2 separate regions of the Homo sapiens genome follow, and region 2 is linked to region 1. The links are chromatin loops, found by intact Hi-C in ENCODE. Cell type or tissue: CD14-positive monocyte. All regions are shown on one strand. Each heading gives the region's core, and the rest is flanking DNA. Links, peaks and the distances in the headings are about the cores only. Region 1 overlaps LOC124901596 (a long non-coding RNA gene). Region 2 overlaps LOC105375170 (a long non-coding RNA gene).

What was found. Hi-C counts contacts between places; a loop is a spot of excess contacts. Peaks named below come from ENCODE experiments on the same cell type or tissue, not always from the same donor. Only the 100,000 strongest peaks of a DNase experiment are listed, where the experiment ranks them.
Region 2: it touches region 1 in a loop (2.1-fold over the local background); 5 of 110 quality-filtered maps call a loop at or near these places.

Annotation. Positions count from the first base shown.
Region 1 is chr7:17,058,886-17,067,232 of GRCh38, reverse strand. It overlaps LOC124901596 (a long non-coding RNA gene), which reads left to right. Exons shown (of 2, transcript XR_007060240.1): 2 at 815-920. Among named protein-coding and RNA genes, the nearest start is that of AGR3, 180 kb to the right of the region's middle. In CD14-positive monocyte, for the core only: a CTCF peak has its summit at 3,967; no DNase peak of the experiment used is centred there; H3K4me3 peaks cover 385 bases; H3K27ac peaks cover 773 bases.
Region 2 is chr7:16,996,829-17,005,175 of GRCh38, reverse strand. All of the region lies in intron 1 of LOC105375170 (a long non-coding RNA gene), which reads right to left. The region is part of intron 3 of LOC124901595 (a long non-coding RNA gene); the gene reads left to right. Among named protein-coding and RNA genes, the nearest start is that of AGR3, 120 kb to the right of the region's middle. In CD14-positive monocyte, for the core only: no CTCF peak of the experiment used is centred there; a DNase peak (open chromatin) is centred at 5,095; H3K4me3 peaks cover 788 bases; H3K27ac peaks cover 1,008 bases.

The sequences.
Region 1 (8,347 bases), core at 27-8,026:
GGAGATCGAGACCATCCTGGCTAACATGGTGAAACCTTGTCTCTACTAAAAATACAAAAAATTAGCTGGGCGTGGTGGCAGGCACCTGTAGTCCCAGCTACTCGGGAGGCTGAGGCAGGAGAATGGCGTGAACCCGGGAGGCGAGCTTGCAGTGAGCCAAGATCACCCCACTGCACTCCAGCCTGGGTGACAGCGCGAGGCTCCATCTCAAATAAATAAATAAAATAAAATAAAATAAAATAGTCCTTTAAACTGTTTTACAATGATCAGTCCAGAAGGTGCAGCTCAGTAACAATACCCTGAGGATTCCACAGCTCAGCATATCTTGTGGAGCCCTGAAGCAGTGATTCTTTACCCCTCTTGGGTATCAGACCAGCACTGAGATTCTCACCAAAGCCCTAGATATTCTCATCCGAAAATGCAGAAACACATACAAAATTTTGAATACAATTCCTTTAGTCTGACCACTGTTTAAGAATACCTGAACAAGTACCTCAGGAAGTCTTTTCCCCTGAGGGGTCTTACCCAGCCATCATCTGGACTAATAGTCTTAAATATGGAAGCCAACTATTCTTATGTTTATAAGGTGGCATCAATGAATGCACTTAGCATGCCTGATAAAAATACAGAAATAAAATCCATATATACATACATTACTAAGTGTATCGACATCCATCTGTATTAGAGTATATGCTTTACATTCAACTGTGAGATTTTTAATCAATTTTCCATAATTCCAAATCTCAGATTTTCTTTCCAAATAATTGGAATGTATATTTTTAAAATACCAAGTTTGCTTCTTTTCTTCCCCCAGATCCCCGTCTTCAGAGACCAAGTTTACTACTTAATGACTGAACATTTTATCCGCAAAACCCCTGATCCACTGACTTACTGTGCTAATAAAACTTACTTCCATAATAGCATGTTGTTACGGGTGAGTTTTCGTTCTTAGCACTCCCAAGATGGTGGCGGACCACTCCCAAGATAGTGGCGGCCACTTCCAAGATGGCAGCAAGCCTTTTGTTCCCTGATCTGGGGTTCTTGGCCTCACGGATTCCAAGGAATGGAACCTTGGGCCATGCGGTGAGTGTTATAGCTCTATTAGAAGCCATGGATCACAGAAGAGAACCGTGGAACCCAGCAACTAGTGTTCAGCTCAATTGGGACGAACCCAAGGACTTAGCTGCGCAGGAACAATGGTGAGCCTCTAGTCCTAACGGGAGCCACAGCGGCTGCCTGGCTGGATCAGAAACGCAACGGACACCCTGCCCGATCTGGAGGGGTGGATGGCAGCGAACAGCAGTGGTGGACGGTGAGCGAAAGCTCAGCTTGAGGCAGAACAAACACGGACCAGAAGAGTGTGCAGTTGCAAGATCTAATAGAATGAAAACAGAGCTCCCATACAGTGGGAGGGGACCCAAAGGGGGTTGCCCACTCCTGGCTCAAATGCCTGGGGTTTATATCCCAATCATTGTCCCTCCCCCTGTGCTTTCAGATGACAGATGATTTGATTATTTCTTTACCTCCTGCATTTAGCCTAACTGGTATTTTAGTGAGCCCTCTTTACTACCTGATTGGTCGGGTGTGAGCTGAGTTACAAGCCCCGTGTTTAAAGGTGGGTGCAGTCACCTTCCCCAGCTAGGCTTAGGAATTCTTAGCCTAGAAAATCCAGCTAGTCCTATCTCTCAGTATCACTGAGAAAAGGATGCAAAATATTGACCAATTTTTTCAAATATGGAAGTGTTATTTATAAAGAGGATTGCGATACATAAAAAGGAGAAAATCTGGACTAAAAGAATATTGGTACAAATGTACAGCCACATGTACTCAATTCTACATTGCCTGGCTGGTGGCTAGCATTAACACAAGATCTGAAATCTGTGCAGAACTCTACTGGTATGCCATGGAGGCTCATTTTATAGCTAAAATGTTAACTGGCAAAGCATTGCTTAGAGCACATGGGGCGTGAGAAAACTCATGGACAAACAGGTCATGACAACATAAAATGAAGTATTTAATAGGAAAATATTAAGCCCTCACTTATATATTTGAAATATTCTCTACTTACTTTCTACACAGAAGTTTTAATGATCTGGTTGCTAGTTATAAGGACTCAACCATTGCCTGGGAACTTTAGGTGATTCCTAACAGCCTGGCTACTTGGCAACACCACCTTGCCAGCAAGGAGCCTCTCTAATGAAGCTGACCTTCTAAAGAAGATTCTAGTCCCAGTGCTAGGATCATGCATGGGGATGATTCAGCTTATTTCTCCTTTTTCCACAGCAGCCATCTTTTCTTAGTTTCTGGAGAACTCTCTAAGGCACACAATAAAATGTTCAGCTATGCTCAGATATTTCTGTCACTCTTCAGTGTTTCTTAACGTGTCTACTATGGAATCCTAGTCCTGTAAGATTCCCTATAGAAGGAAGCAGGGGAGGGGCAATTTCTCCTTGGATAAATAACTTTAGAAAACATAGTGTAAAATGTCCCCTCAAGTGAAATTTCATAATACAAATTAGTGCATTAAAGATCTGATACTTTGGGTCTGCACAAAATTATTTTTTAACTAAATTTTTATTTGGTTATTAACCAAAAGCCTGTTAATACCCTGGGGATTAATATCTTGCATACACTTTGGAAAATATTTTATCATATCCTAGAGCTCATTCACACATTTTTTTGCTTCTACTCCTAGCCGTCCCTCCAACCAGAATAGAAGTTCAATTCTCCTTGTCCTCTCTCCTATCTGGAGTTTCTTCTCCAGAAACCATTCTTTCCTTCCCTTCTCCAGAGTCATGATCAGATATGACCTAATCACTGAATTTTTCTTGGAAACTTTTACTACAGATGCTTATTTTTTTCAGAAGTTTAGAAATAGATTGGGGATTAAATGTAAACATGTTTACAGTTTTGTGGTTGCAATGATCCCTCTTAATAGATTACAGGAAAATACATAGGGTATGTAATTTAGCTGCCAACTGAATCAACATTGTTAGTTCTCCTTAACTTTCATGGGATATAAATTTGGAAGAATAAAGATTAGTAAGCAATTTTATTATAATATGTGTTTACTAAACTTATGACTGCATATTTGTATCCAGTTTTAACACAACTAGCTTTAAAAATGGCCTAGGTATTCACTGTGCTAAAGGACTATTGGGTTTTCATGAGTTGCATTGGTTTTTCCATACCTCAGTGAATATGATCATTTTTTTCATAAGCTCTATAAAAGTTATTAACATCTGAAAAGTACAAATATTTATCTTATGTCTAATTTCTGGGGCTCTGAAATCCAACCCCTTGCTGTGAGTCAACGCTCACCTTTTGCTCTGTGACCTTTGCAAAGTTAACCTTTTTGCCCTTGGTTTTCCAATATGAAAAAATGGTAATAATACTAATATAAACCTCCATAAGACTGCTAAGTGAATTACAGAAAATAAACTCAAAGGGCTTGGAATATTATCCAGAGAATGGTAAGTGCTTAATAAATGTTAGCTATTGTTACTATGAGGAAAGTGGTATAGATAAAATAAAACTCATTCCAATGTCCTCCTGCAAATGCCTTCTCTCTTCTCCTTATTAGAACTGAATGGCCAGAAGTAGCAAGAAGTTGATTCAGAAATGGAGGAAAGCAAAAAGTTTGTCCCAGCACACAGGCACAGATAATCCACTTGCCCAAGTCATTTGAATTAGGCATGATAGCAAATGTCAAGAAATGCAAATACACAAATACACATGTATGGAGAGGCAGGGAGTTATTAGTTTCTATGAAAACTGAGTAACTTACCCATGACATCAATGTCAGTAAGTGTACACTGAGCAAATAACAGGGGACGGATACTCACTAGAGAATTTAATTCTCTCACATCTTTCTCTCTTTGATAAAATGGTACCTTCAAATTAAGACCTTCCCTGATGACTCTATGTACAACTCCAATGCCTCTTACACTTCCACATCTTATTTTTTTATTGCATTAATCACTTTAACAACTATATATATACATATATATCTTATTTATTCTATTTAATGTCTAGCTCCCCCTACTTGAATATTAGCTTCATTGCACAGAGATTTTTTTTCTATTTTTTAAAGCTATACCCCCAGCACTTAGAACAGTTCTTGGTTCATAGCAAGCCCTCAGTGAATATTTGATGAATGAATGAACAGTAAGTCCAGAAGTAGGCTTAATTAAGGCAGTAGCTAAAGAATATTATCAGAGTAGGTCCTTTTCATCTCTGCTTTGCCATTCTTGGTGCTGGCTTCATCCTAAAGTAAAACTTTATGGTCATGTGATAGCTGCAGCAGTTCTAGGCAGCATATCCTGAGAAGACAATGACCAGAAAGAGAGAGCCAGAAAGTCCCTTTCAAAAGAAAGACAACACTCGCAGAAGCTCCTAATAACTTGACCAGAATTTGACCACTTAAACGAATTAGTGTTAAGGAGAAATGAATTTCTTTAAATATTAGACTAATCAGAATTTCCTCTTAAAATGAAGGAAAGGGCCCAGCTCTTGAAGAGGTAAATACTTGAACGAATTTGGGGCTCCATGAGCAAAGAAGAAAGCCTGGATGAGTGGGTAGAGAGTGAGCAAATAACTGTGTCTGCTACCTCCTCAGATCTTCACTTCTGTGTACTACTGAAGTGAGTTGCAGTAAGGCTAAAGGCTAAAAGCTTTTAAAACAATTTCAAATAATACCGCCCTTCACTATAAACCAAAGCAGAGCTACATTCAGGAGGAGTTAACTGGACTACTTCAAATGTGAGCTGATTTAGGGAACATCATTCAACTAAGGGCAAGTAAAGTGAGTTTTCATTAATATTTGTGTCCTACTCTCTGGATGTTGGCTCTGCTTTCAGAAAGAGTGTGAGGGACATTGACCTAAATAAATCCATCTGTGAACTAATCTGTTCCAGGAATGTCCACTTAAATTTCAAAATGTATTTGATACGTTCATGTTATAAAGATTAGTTTGCTTTATCTTGAACATAAACAGCCCCATTTCTGTTGGCTTTTCAAGTGACTGAGACAAAAAATTAAAAATGGGTATTTTTATGGATGTGAGATGTGATGTGTTGAAACATTTTATTGGTTTAGATTCAGCTAGGTAATCTTCTGGCTTCTTTTTTGAAGTTGCATAGCAGAAATGAAAAAAATGAGGTTTATGAAATGTCTTCTATAAAATAAAACAGCATGATTATTTGCTCAAATATGCAAGTAAAACACTGAATTAGGGTTTTTAAGTGGCTGAACTTTATGTTTTTTAAAAATATTAATTTTCAATAATACAGCTTAATTATGAAATTTTCACTTTTTAAGCAATGATGATGTACTTTCTTAACCTCCATCTGCTCTTCGATTTTAGGTATTTTATCTCACTATCGTCATCTGCAAAAGAAGAAAGTTAGCTGCCACAGTGATAAAAGTGAAGTTAGTTCAGTTTACTAAAATGTAATACTTCTGATTCAACTTCCGTACTGGCTAGTATGAAATTGATGAATAACCAAGTCATTTTACATCTACCTGTTAAGGAAATATTGAGTGCTCTCCTAGACAAGTGCAGCCTTTTTATGCACCTGACCAGAGTCTATGAGTAACAGCTTTTACATAGGAACAAACACACACCCTGATATTCTACTAGGAATAACTCAGTATTAGTTACATTTGATGCATTTAATCGTCAAGCTACAATTGGGCCTTTCCTGATGGCTATTTACAAGTACTTTAACATTCCTCCCCACCTTCTAGAGTGCTCTGACTCTCTTGTCTGTTTACCTTTTCCCATTGCACCTATCACCTTTTTACATACTATACAGTTTACTAGTTTATTCTATTTTTTTATAAGTTAAAGTGGAAATTAGATGGGTGCTTTACCTATGTTAGCTATAGGCTGGGCACGGTGGCTCACACCTGTAATCCCAGCACTTTGGGAGGCTGAGGCAGGTGGATTGTTTGAGGTCAGGAGTTTGAGACCAGCCTGGCCAACATGGTGAAACCCCGTCTCTACTAAAAATACAAAAATTAGCTGAGCATGTTGGCACATGCCTGTAGTCCCAGCTACTTGGGAGGAGAATTGCTTGAACCCGGGAGGTGGAGGTTGCAGTGAGCCGAGATCGCGCCACTGCACTCCAGCCTAGGCAAGAGAGCAAGACTCCGTCTAAAAAAATAAATAAATAAAACAAAACAAAATAAAAAAGCTATAAAGGTGACGCATATTTAGTAAACAAAATAATCAAGCAGCAGAAAAAATGCCTCTTAAATATTAAGTTGACCAAAATTTTTGCAACACACAGACAACAACATTTATGTTTTAGGTTATCAGTATTGTGATTTATGTGATAGACTTAATAAATCAGATAGTAACAAATTTCTTGGTTCTACACTACGTGTCCTGAGATTTCCTGCTTGAAACAGAGTACTTCTATTCACTGACCTACATAATGAGGAAATTAAAAAGATGAAGGTGAATGGTCAGATCTGCAGAAGGCCAAGGTTTGAAGACCTCTTCAGGCAATAAAAAGGTGATAGGCGTGCTTTTAAGGACATGCTGCTAATATTACTCCCTAGAGGAGGGCACTCCAGCTCACCGTCACGTTAAAAGGTACCTCTGGGTGGGAAGCTGTCAAACTCTCCAAAAACAGCACGCCTCTTTTGTGCCTACAAAAATTGCTCATTTCATTCAAGTTCATGCTTAACATAATAAATGATAGAAAAAACATGAGCATTCTACATATGATATAGAATGAATTGCTTTATTGAAGATGACACAGTCAAAAGTTTCAGTTGGGAGAGAATGTAAGATCGTATTTCTTATAAGGAAAAGTTATCATAGCAAGAAATGAACACATTATGAGAATCTTCACTAAAACTCTACTTATCATTTGATTGAAAGCTCAAAGAAAATATGAGGATGCCTCATTATTGCATGGCTTAAGTAAAATGCATTGAGTGCATTGAATGCTGGGACACCCTTAAGGCCCTAAGGCAAGGACTTCACTGCTGGTGCCAGGATTAAGGTGTCAGATTCAACATAACCTAGAGCACATAGTGCATTCACACTTAACCTTCTGGTCCTACGTTTCCATAAATGTAATAGAATTATCCAGTTCCCTTTTGTTTTTGATCATTCTATATAAGTAACCACGTAACTTGGATCCATTTCTTCAAGTTCTTATTTACAAACAGAATAGTAGTAAATTTTATCTGAGTAAATATTGATCTTGTTCCTATAGCAAAACATCTAAAGTTGTAATTTTTCAGAGTATTCATTTTCAGATTTAGGGAGAAACGCTCTATAATGAAGAAGGTAAAAAACAGAAAGAGGAAGTAACTGAAATTAACTATGTCTTCTGAATTTTTTTTTTTTTTGAGATGGAGTCTTGCTCTGTTGCCCAGGCTAGAGTGCAGTGGCACGATCTCAGCTCAATGCAACCTCCACCTCCTGAGTTTAAGCGGTTCTCCTGCCTCAGCCTCCCAAGTAGCTGGGATTACAGGAGCATGCCAACGCATCTAAATTTCGTATTTTTAGTAGAGATAGGGTTTCACCATGTTGGCCAGGCTGGTCTCGAACTCCTGACCTCAGGTGATCAGCTGCCTCGGCCTCCCAAAGTGCTGGGATTACAGGTGTGAGCCACCATGCCCAGCCATATTCTAAAATACTTTAATTTTGTCTTTTGGTGACTTCATTTTGTCCTTGAATATAAAAGGGTCCATATGTGTAGGGAACCAACAGACAAGCAAGTTTGCCATGATCTGGTCAAACTGTATTCAGTCAACTAATATAAAATATAATGCTCCGGTGGCAATCAGATAGATAGTTATTCTTTCTGTGAGCCCACCATATGGGATTTAGAGTATTGGTCCCCCAAATCATGAAATATAAGCATGTAATCTCACTCTCAGTAAGTAGTAATCCTTAAAAGTATCATTGACAACAGTAAATAAAATGGAGGAAAATCAGGCATACATATTGTGAAGTTAAACCAACCAAAAAAAAAAAAAAAGATACCATTTAAGGACAGCTGTAAAATAATCTCTCCATATAAAGTAGCCCTCTGTGTGAAAATACAGTAAGTCTTTTAAACTGCAGCAACAGAAGATACTAAGACCTCTGTTATTGGAGGTGTTCAGTAATAGGCTTAGTGACTGATCACTGAGCAGGTATAGAAACAGATTCAAATACATTTAATAACTGGGTATCAGGAATAAACAAGCTTTAAATTCTCTATCTCTTAAGAGATTACAATTTAATGACTATTCAAATTATTTATCAATAATCTCTAATAATTTCCACCTAAATTTGAATAGGCTATTTTTCCCCAAATAAACCCATAAAACAAAACAGCAA
Region 2 (8,347 bases), core at 204-8,203, 62 kb after region 1:
AAAAAGATATTACATATCATAAAAAATTTCCACCACAAACAACCACAAAGCAGAAGAAACTATAATATAACCTCAAGTCTTAATTAAATATCTTCAAATAAGCATTTAGATATACATATATAATTTCTAATAAAAAATGCAAAAAGTAAGCACAGAAGTATACAAATAAAGAAAGAAATGCAATGAGTTGATAGATCTCAGGAAAGAAATTACACAGATAAAATATCCCTAAAATGAAGAATAAATTATAAGGTATCCAAAGGAAAATAGATTTAAGTGACACATTACTAAGGAATAAATGCGAGAAAGAAGCCAAGAAAATGAAAATAACATAAAGAACTTTTAAAAGTCAGAGAGAAGGAGGTTGGAATCTAAGGTAGACAAATATTCAATATATGTACACTTAGAATCCCTGAAGAAGAAAAACAAGACAATGAAACAGAGCTAATATTTAAACCAATAATCCAAGAAAATCTAAATCTATACATTGAAAGGGCTTCCTGCGTACCTGGAAAATTTTACTGAGGATAATTGAACTTGAGAAATAGCCTTGCAAAATATCAGACTTTTTAAAACAGAAAGAACAAAAATCCACATGCAGGCCCTCCAGACAAAAAAGAGCAAATTAGGTATAAGAGTAAGACAAGCCAACCATAATTCTCAAGAGCAACTTACAAAGAAAGCCAACAATAGAGTGACATTTTCAAGAAACTTAAATGTTGTGGGAAGTCAGGGACCCTGAACAGAGGGACCAGCTGAAGCCACGGCGGAAGAACATAAATTGTGAAGATTTCATGGATATTTATTAGTTCCCCAAATTAGTACTTTTATAATTTCTTATGCCTGTCTTTACTGCAATCTCTGAACATAAATTGTGAAGATTTCATGGACATTTATCACTTCCCCAATCAATACTCTTGTGATTTCCTATGCCTGTCTTTACTTTAATCTCTTAATCCTGTCATCTTCGTGAGCTGAGGAGGATGTATGTCACCTCAGGTATCTGTGATGATTGTGTTAACTGCACAAATTGTTTGTAGAGCATGAGTGTTTGAACAATATCAAATCTGGGCACCTTAAGAATAGGATAACAAAAATGTTCAGGGAACAAGGGAGATAACCTTAAAGTATGCCTGCCTGTGGGCTGGGTGGAACAGAGCCATATTTGCCTTCTTTCAAAAGCAAATGGGAGAAATATCGCTGAATTCTTTTTCTCAGCAAGAAACATCCCTGAGAAAGAGAATGCGTCCCTAAGGTGAGGCCTCTGAAATGGCCACTTTGGGGACGGCTGTCTTTTACAGTCGTAGATAAGGGATGAAATAAGCCCCGGTCTCCTGTAGTGTTCCCAGGCTTATTAGGACAAGGAAATTCCTTCCTAATAAATTTTGGTCAGACCGGTTGTCTGCTCTCAAACCCTGTCTCCTGATAAGGTGTTATCAGTGACAGTGCGTGCCCAAAACTTCATTAGCAATTTTAATTTTGCCCCGGTCCTGTAGTCCTGTGATCTCGCCCTGCCTCCATTTGCCTTGTGATATTTTACTACCTTGTGAAGCATGTGATCTCTGTGACCCACACCCTATTCATACACTCCTTCCCCTTTTGAAAATCACTAATAAAAACTTGCTGGTTTTAAGGCTCAAGGGGCATCATGGAACCTGCCAACATGCGATGTCTTCCCCGGATACTCAGCTTTAAAATTTCTCTCTTCTGTACTCTTTACCATTATTTCTCAGACCCGCTGACACTTACGGAAAATAGAAAAGAAACTATGTGAAATATCAGGCACTGAATTTCCCCCGATACTTAAAGAAAGCAAAACCCAGAGATTTTATATCTAAGCTGAAATTGAAATATCAAGACTATAACAAAATAGTCTTAAAAGTACAGAAACTTAGGAAATAATGAACCTATAAACCTTTGACAAGAAGTCTTCTAGAGGATGATCTTCATGCAACCAAGAAATAATATTAATAGTAGTAACAAGAAAACATACTGGTAGTGAACATTTAATATGTTTAACTAGAAATCTATGAATAAAACAAAATTGAGAGTATAGGTTAAAAAAATAGCATATAAAATCATAAGTTCTGACAAAGTAGAAAGAATGCATCTATAAAATATGTAGAAAAAATATAAATAGGCCGGGTGCAGTGGCTCACGCCTGTAATCCTAGCACTTTGGGAGGCCGAGGCGGGCAGATCACGAGCTCAGGAGATCGAGACCATCCTGGCTAACACGGTGAAACCCCATCTCTACTAAAAATACAAAAAATTAGCTGGGTGTGGTGGTGCATGCCTGTAATCCCAGCTACTAGGGAGGCTGAGACAGGAGAATGGCGTGAACCTGGGAGGTGGAGCTTGCAGTGAGCCAAGATCGTGCCACTGTACTCCAGCCTAGGCAACAGAGCAAGACTCCATCTCAAAAAAAATTAATTAATTAATTAATTAATTTAATTTAATTTAAAATTAAAAAATTAAAAATAAAAATAAAATATAGGCTAATGAAGAATATAATAAATTGTTGTATAGTTAAAAGAGAAAGTCAAATGATGCCATTTAAAACTATCAAGAGGTTAAATAAGAATGAAAAAAGCAAAACTTTTTTTTTTTGAGACAGGGTCTTGCTCTGCCGCCCAGGCTCACTGCAATCTCCGCCTCCCAAGCTCAAGCAATCCTCCCATCTCAGCCTTCTGAATAGCTGGGACCACAGGCATGGGCCACTATGCCTGGCTAATTTTTGTATTTTTAGTAGAGATGGGGTTTCACTGTGCTGCCTAGTCTGGTCTCAAACTCCTGGTCTCAAGCAATCCTCCTGCCTTGGCCTCCCAAAGTGCTGGGATTATAGGCTTGAGCCACTGTGCCCAGCAGAGAAAAATCTTTTTAATTTTGGGTTAGCCCAAGTGTTTTTAAACACCATTAAAACACAATCCAAAAAATAAATAATTGATAAATTGGACTTCATAAACATTAAAACTTTAGCTCTGTGAAATATCCTGGCAGGAGAATAAAAAGACAAACAACAGACAGAAAACATTTACAAATCACATATCTGAAAAAGAACTTTTATCTAGAATACATGAAGAACAAGAACTCTCAAAACTTGACAGTTTGAAACAACCCAATTAAAATATAGCCAAAAGACCTGAACAGACACTTCACCAAGAAGACATACACACAGCAAGTAAAAACATGAAAAGATATTCAACATTATTAGTTATGAAGGAAGTGCAAATTGAAGCCAAGTACTGAGTAACTGGAACTCTCATATATTGCTGGTGAAAAGGCAAAATTGTTTGGCAAATTGTTTGAAAGTTGCTTGAAAAATTAAACATACATTTACCACATGACCTAGCAAGCCACATCTAGGTATTTACCCTGAAGAAATGAAAAGTTATGTTCACACAAAGACTTATGTATAAATGTTTATAGTAGAATTATTCATAATCACTAGAAACTGGAAACAACCCAAATGTTTTTCAATGAATACATGAATTTTTAAAAATTGTGGATGGAATGCTATTGGGCCATAAAAAAGAGTAAAATCCTCTCATTCATGGCAACACAGATGGAACTTTAGAACTCTATGTTAACTGAAATAAGCCAGGAACATAAAGTTAAACACCACATGTTCTCACTCGTATGTGGAAACTAAAAAAAGTTTATCTCATAGAAGTAAAAAGCTCAGTAGAAGTTATTAGAGGCTGGAAAGTGTAGGGAGAATGGGGACAGGAAGAGATTTGTTAAAGGACACAAAATTTCAGCTAAATAGGAGGAACAAGTTCTAGTGTTTTATAGCACTGTAGGATGACTATAGTTAATAACACTATATATTTTCAAATAGCTAGAAGAAAGGATACTGAATGTTCCCAACACAGAAAAATGATAAATGTTTGAGATAACAATATGCTAATTACCTTGATCTCATCACTACCCATTGTATGTATCAAAACATCACTATGTACCCCATAAATATGTACAATTATCATATGTTAACTAAAATAAATAATTTCAAATTGCAGTCTATCTATATAATGGAATATAAAAAAGCAATGAACTATTGATACATACAAAAACATGAATAAAGCGCAAATGCATTATATAAGTGAAAGAAGTGAATTTCAAAAGATTACATACTGTATGATTCCATTTATAAGATGTTCTGTAAAAACCAAACAGTACGATACAGTCACCTACAGGTCATAGTGTTATCAGAATCAATAGGTACCAGAGTTTATGGACAAAAGGAGGAATTGACTTCAAAAGGGACTTTTGAAGAAATGTTTTGAGGTGATAAAACTGTGTCCTGACTGTAGCGATGATTATATGGATCAACATATGTTAAAAGTCACAGAACTATACATCAAAAAAGTTAAGCTGTCTGTAGATAACTTTAAAATATTTTATAGGAAATTGTAAATTAAAAGAACCTAAAAATACATAATTAATTGCAATGCATAAACCTAGATTGGACATTGTTGTTGTTTTTCTTTTTAGCAAAATAGTAAAAAGCCTTTTGGTGATAACTGTGAAAATTTGAATTGAACCTGACACTAGATTTTCATAGGTGTGTAAGGGTACTATGTTTTTGTAATAAATTACGATCACTTTGGGGAGATCTATGTTGACATATTTTGGTGTAAATTTCACAATGTCTACTTATCTTCACATGGAAAAGCAAAAAAAAAAGTGAATATATACGTTTGTAGATGTATGAAACCTAGGTAGATGCAGGTAACTATTTTAGTATTTTTTCAAATATTTGTGTTTGAACAATTTTATAGTAAAAAGTTTAAGAAAAACATATCACAAACAAGTCAAAAAGCAGTTCATTTTGAGAGTGTACAAAAGCTTAGTCATGTAACAAAAAATTACATTTTATAAATTTCTGCTTATATAACATCTATGGAATGAAGCAATAATGATCTTCAATGAAAAAAGAGGTGTACTGGAAGGATGGGGACCAGGTTTATTCATCTCTAGTAAGGTGTGAATAAGAGGAAATACAGGGTGCATTGCATGGTTTGCTCACATTCACTTCTAGGAATCTTCCTACTTCTCAAGCTGAGTTGACTTTTGTGGTTGAGTGGTATGATGAAGGCCCAAGTGAGGCAAACAGTATAAGGAGGAAGGAAATGTGTTAACCTATCATACTTTCAGTAAACACCAATGCTTCCAAGCTAATTAGGTCTTGTGTGCCAATGCACGTACTTTCATTCAGCTCTTCATTCTGTGATATGCTTGTGACACCAATCTGTACTGTCAGTTCTCTTCTCAGCTGATGAATAGAGTGGTATGGAATGAAATGGAATGAAAAAGAAAGGAAAGGGGAGGGAAAGGGAGAGGAGTGGGGGAGAAGAGAAAGGAGAGGAGAGAAAGGGAAAGGGGAAATGAAAGAAAAGAAAAAGAGTAGAACTTCCTTGGGTGATTTCACAGAAACTCAGACACAATTTAATTGAGTAAATGCCTTTTATTTTCAATGCTATCACTTTAAAACAGTTATAATTTTTTCTTACCTGTGAAGTGGGCATACCCATAGCATCTACCTTATCAGGTTGTTGTAAAGGTTATGATTTATACAAAAGTGTTTACTAAAGTGCTTGGCATTTATATAAGTTCTCCTATTATATAACATCTCCATAAAATTACATAACATCTCCTATTAAACATTTAGGAGATGTTAGTTGAGCTGTTGTTATTAAGATTGTGGCAAAGAACTTGAGCTAGGGTAAGATAGGTCTAGCTTTATTAATAGATTCAATCATTCAGGTCTGAAGGAGTAAAAATGAGGCCTGACGCTCCCAGGCACCCACATTATAGCTCTATCAGCACTCGATGAGGTCTTCTGTCCACTAGACCTGTCAACTGGACATAACGAAAAAGAAAAGAACTGTAATTATAACAACCCTCATTTATCAGGCTCTTCTATCTGCCATGAACTCTTTCAAGGGCTTTACTTGTATTAAATTATTTAAAACTTACAGGTCTTATAAAATATAATTAAATCCTATTTGAAGGATTTTATAGATGAGGAAACAGGGGCAGACAGCTTAAGCAACTTGCCTAAAGTCATGGTCATACTTAGTGGCATAGCCTGGGCCCCAGAGTTCATGTTGGTAACTAGAACTAGACTCTCAGGTTCACAATGGTTTCAATTCCACCTTAAGTTCCTAGGTGTCAAGGGAGTGTGGAATGAGAATTTTCTCACTATGTCTTTGAAGAGGCCACTTGTCTCTTGCAAAATTTCCTAAGAATTGGCCTCCTAAGTGCAGACCCAAGACATTTCCTGGAGTCCCAAGTGACAGGGCTCATGGGCTGCCAGCTTCATCAACAGCAGCCCTGCAGATGCTAACTATTTATACTTTGCCACAGCTTGGAGCTACTTATCAGTGGGGAGTGTGACTGGAAAGCTTCAAGGTAAATACAGTCACTAACACATAGTGCTTAAGAATGTAGATTCAAGGTCAAACAAGCACAAATCTCCAGATCTGCCATTTGATAGAAACGGCAAGTACTTAACCCTTTTAACCTCAATGTTTTTATCTGTGAAGTGGGGGTAAGAAAGACAGCTACATGATAAGGCTGCTCTAAATGTGATCATCATAATGACAATAATAATTAAATAATGCACATAAAATGCTTACCACCAGCCTGAAACTGCTCAATAAGGACTATTATTTTCATGATTAAGGTTTTTATCTCCCTTCAACAAAGTAAGCATCAAAGGAACATGCCTCCAAATAATGATAAAACCCATCTATGACAAACCCACAGCCAATATCATACTGAACAGACAAAAGCTTCAAAAATTCCTCTTGAGAACTGGGACAAGACAGGGATGACCACTCTCACTACTCCTATTCAACACAATACTGGAAGTTCTAGCCAGAGCAATCAGGCAAGAGAAACAAATAAAAGGCATCCACATAGGAAAAGAAGAAGTCAAACTACCTCTCTTCACAGGTAATATTATTCTATACCTACAGAACCCTAAAGATCAACCCAAACAGCTCCTGGAACTGATAAACTACTTCAGTAATATTTCAAGATGTACAAAAATCAGTAGAATTTCTACACACCAATAACGTTCAAGCTGAGAGCCAAAACAAGAATGCAATCCCATTTACAATGCCACACAAAAAAAATGAAACTACCTAGGAATACACCTAACAAAGAAGGTAAAAGATCTCTACGAAGAGAACTGCAAAAGCACTACTGAAAGAAATAACAGATGACATAAATAAATGGAAAAACATGCTATGCTCATGGATTGGAAGACTCAATATCAGTAAAATGGCCATAATCCCCATGTGTCACAGGAGGGACCAAGTGGGAGGTAATTGAATCATGGGGGCAGTTTCCCCTATGCCATACCACCCAAAGCAATCTACAGATTCAATGCTACTCTATCAAACTATCAACATTATTTTTCAAGGAATTAGAAAAAAACTATTTTAAAATTCATATAGAACCAAAAAAGAGCCCAAATAGCCTAAGCCATCCTAAGCAAAAAGAACAAAGCTGGAGGCATCACATTATCCAACTTCATACTATGCTATCAGGCCACAGTAACCAAAACAGCATGGTACTGGTACAAAAACAAGACACATAGACCAAAGCAACAGAACAAAGAACGCAGAAACAAGGATGCACACCAACAGGCACCTGAAATTCAACAAAGTCAACAAAAATAAGCAATGGGGAAAGAACTATTCCATAAATGGTGCTGGGATAGACTGCTAGCCATATGCTGAAGAATAAAACTGGACCTCTGCCTTTCACCATGTACAAAAATTTACTCAAGATGGATTAAAGATTTAAATGTAAGACTTCAAACTCTAAGAATCCTAGAAGAAAACCTAGGAAACACCATTCTGGACATCGACCTTAAGAAAGGATTTATGACTAAGTTCTCAAAAGCAATTGCAACAAAAACAAAAACTGAAAAGTGAGACCTAATTAAAAACTAAAGAGCTTCTGCGCAGCAAAAGAAACTCAATAAAATAAACAGACAACCTACACAATGGGAGAAAATATTTACAAACTCTCACAAAAGTCTAATATCCAGAATCTATAAGGAACTTAAACAATTGAACAAACAAAAAACAAATAAACCTATTAAAAAGTGGGCAAAAGACATGAACAGACACTTCTCAAAAGAAGGCATACAAGCAGCCAACAAACACGTGAATAAATGCTCCACATCACTAATTATCAGGAAAATGCAAATCAAAACCACAGTGAGATACCATCTACACCAATCAGAATGGCTATTATCAAAAAGTCAGAAAATAACAGAATAATAACAAGTAACAAATGCTGGCAAATAACAAATAACAAATGCTGGCAAG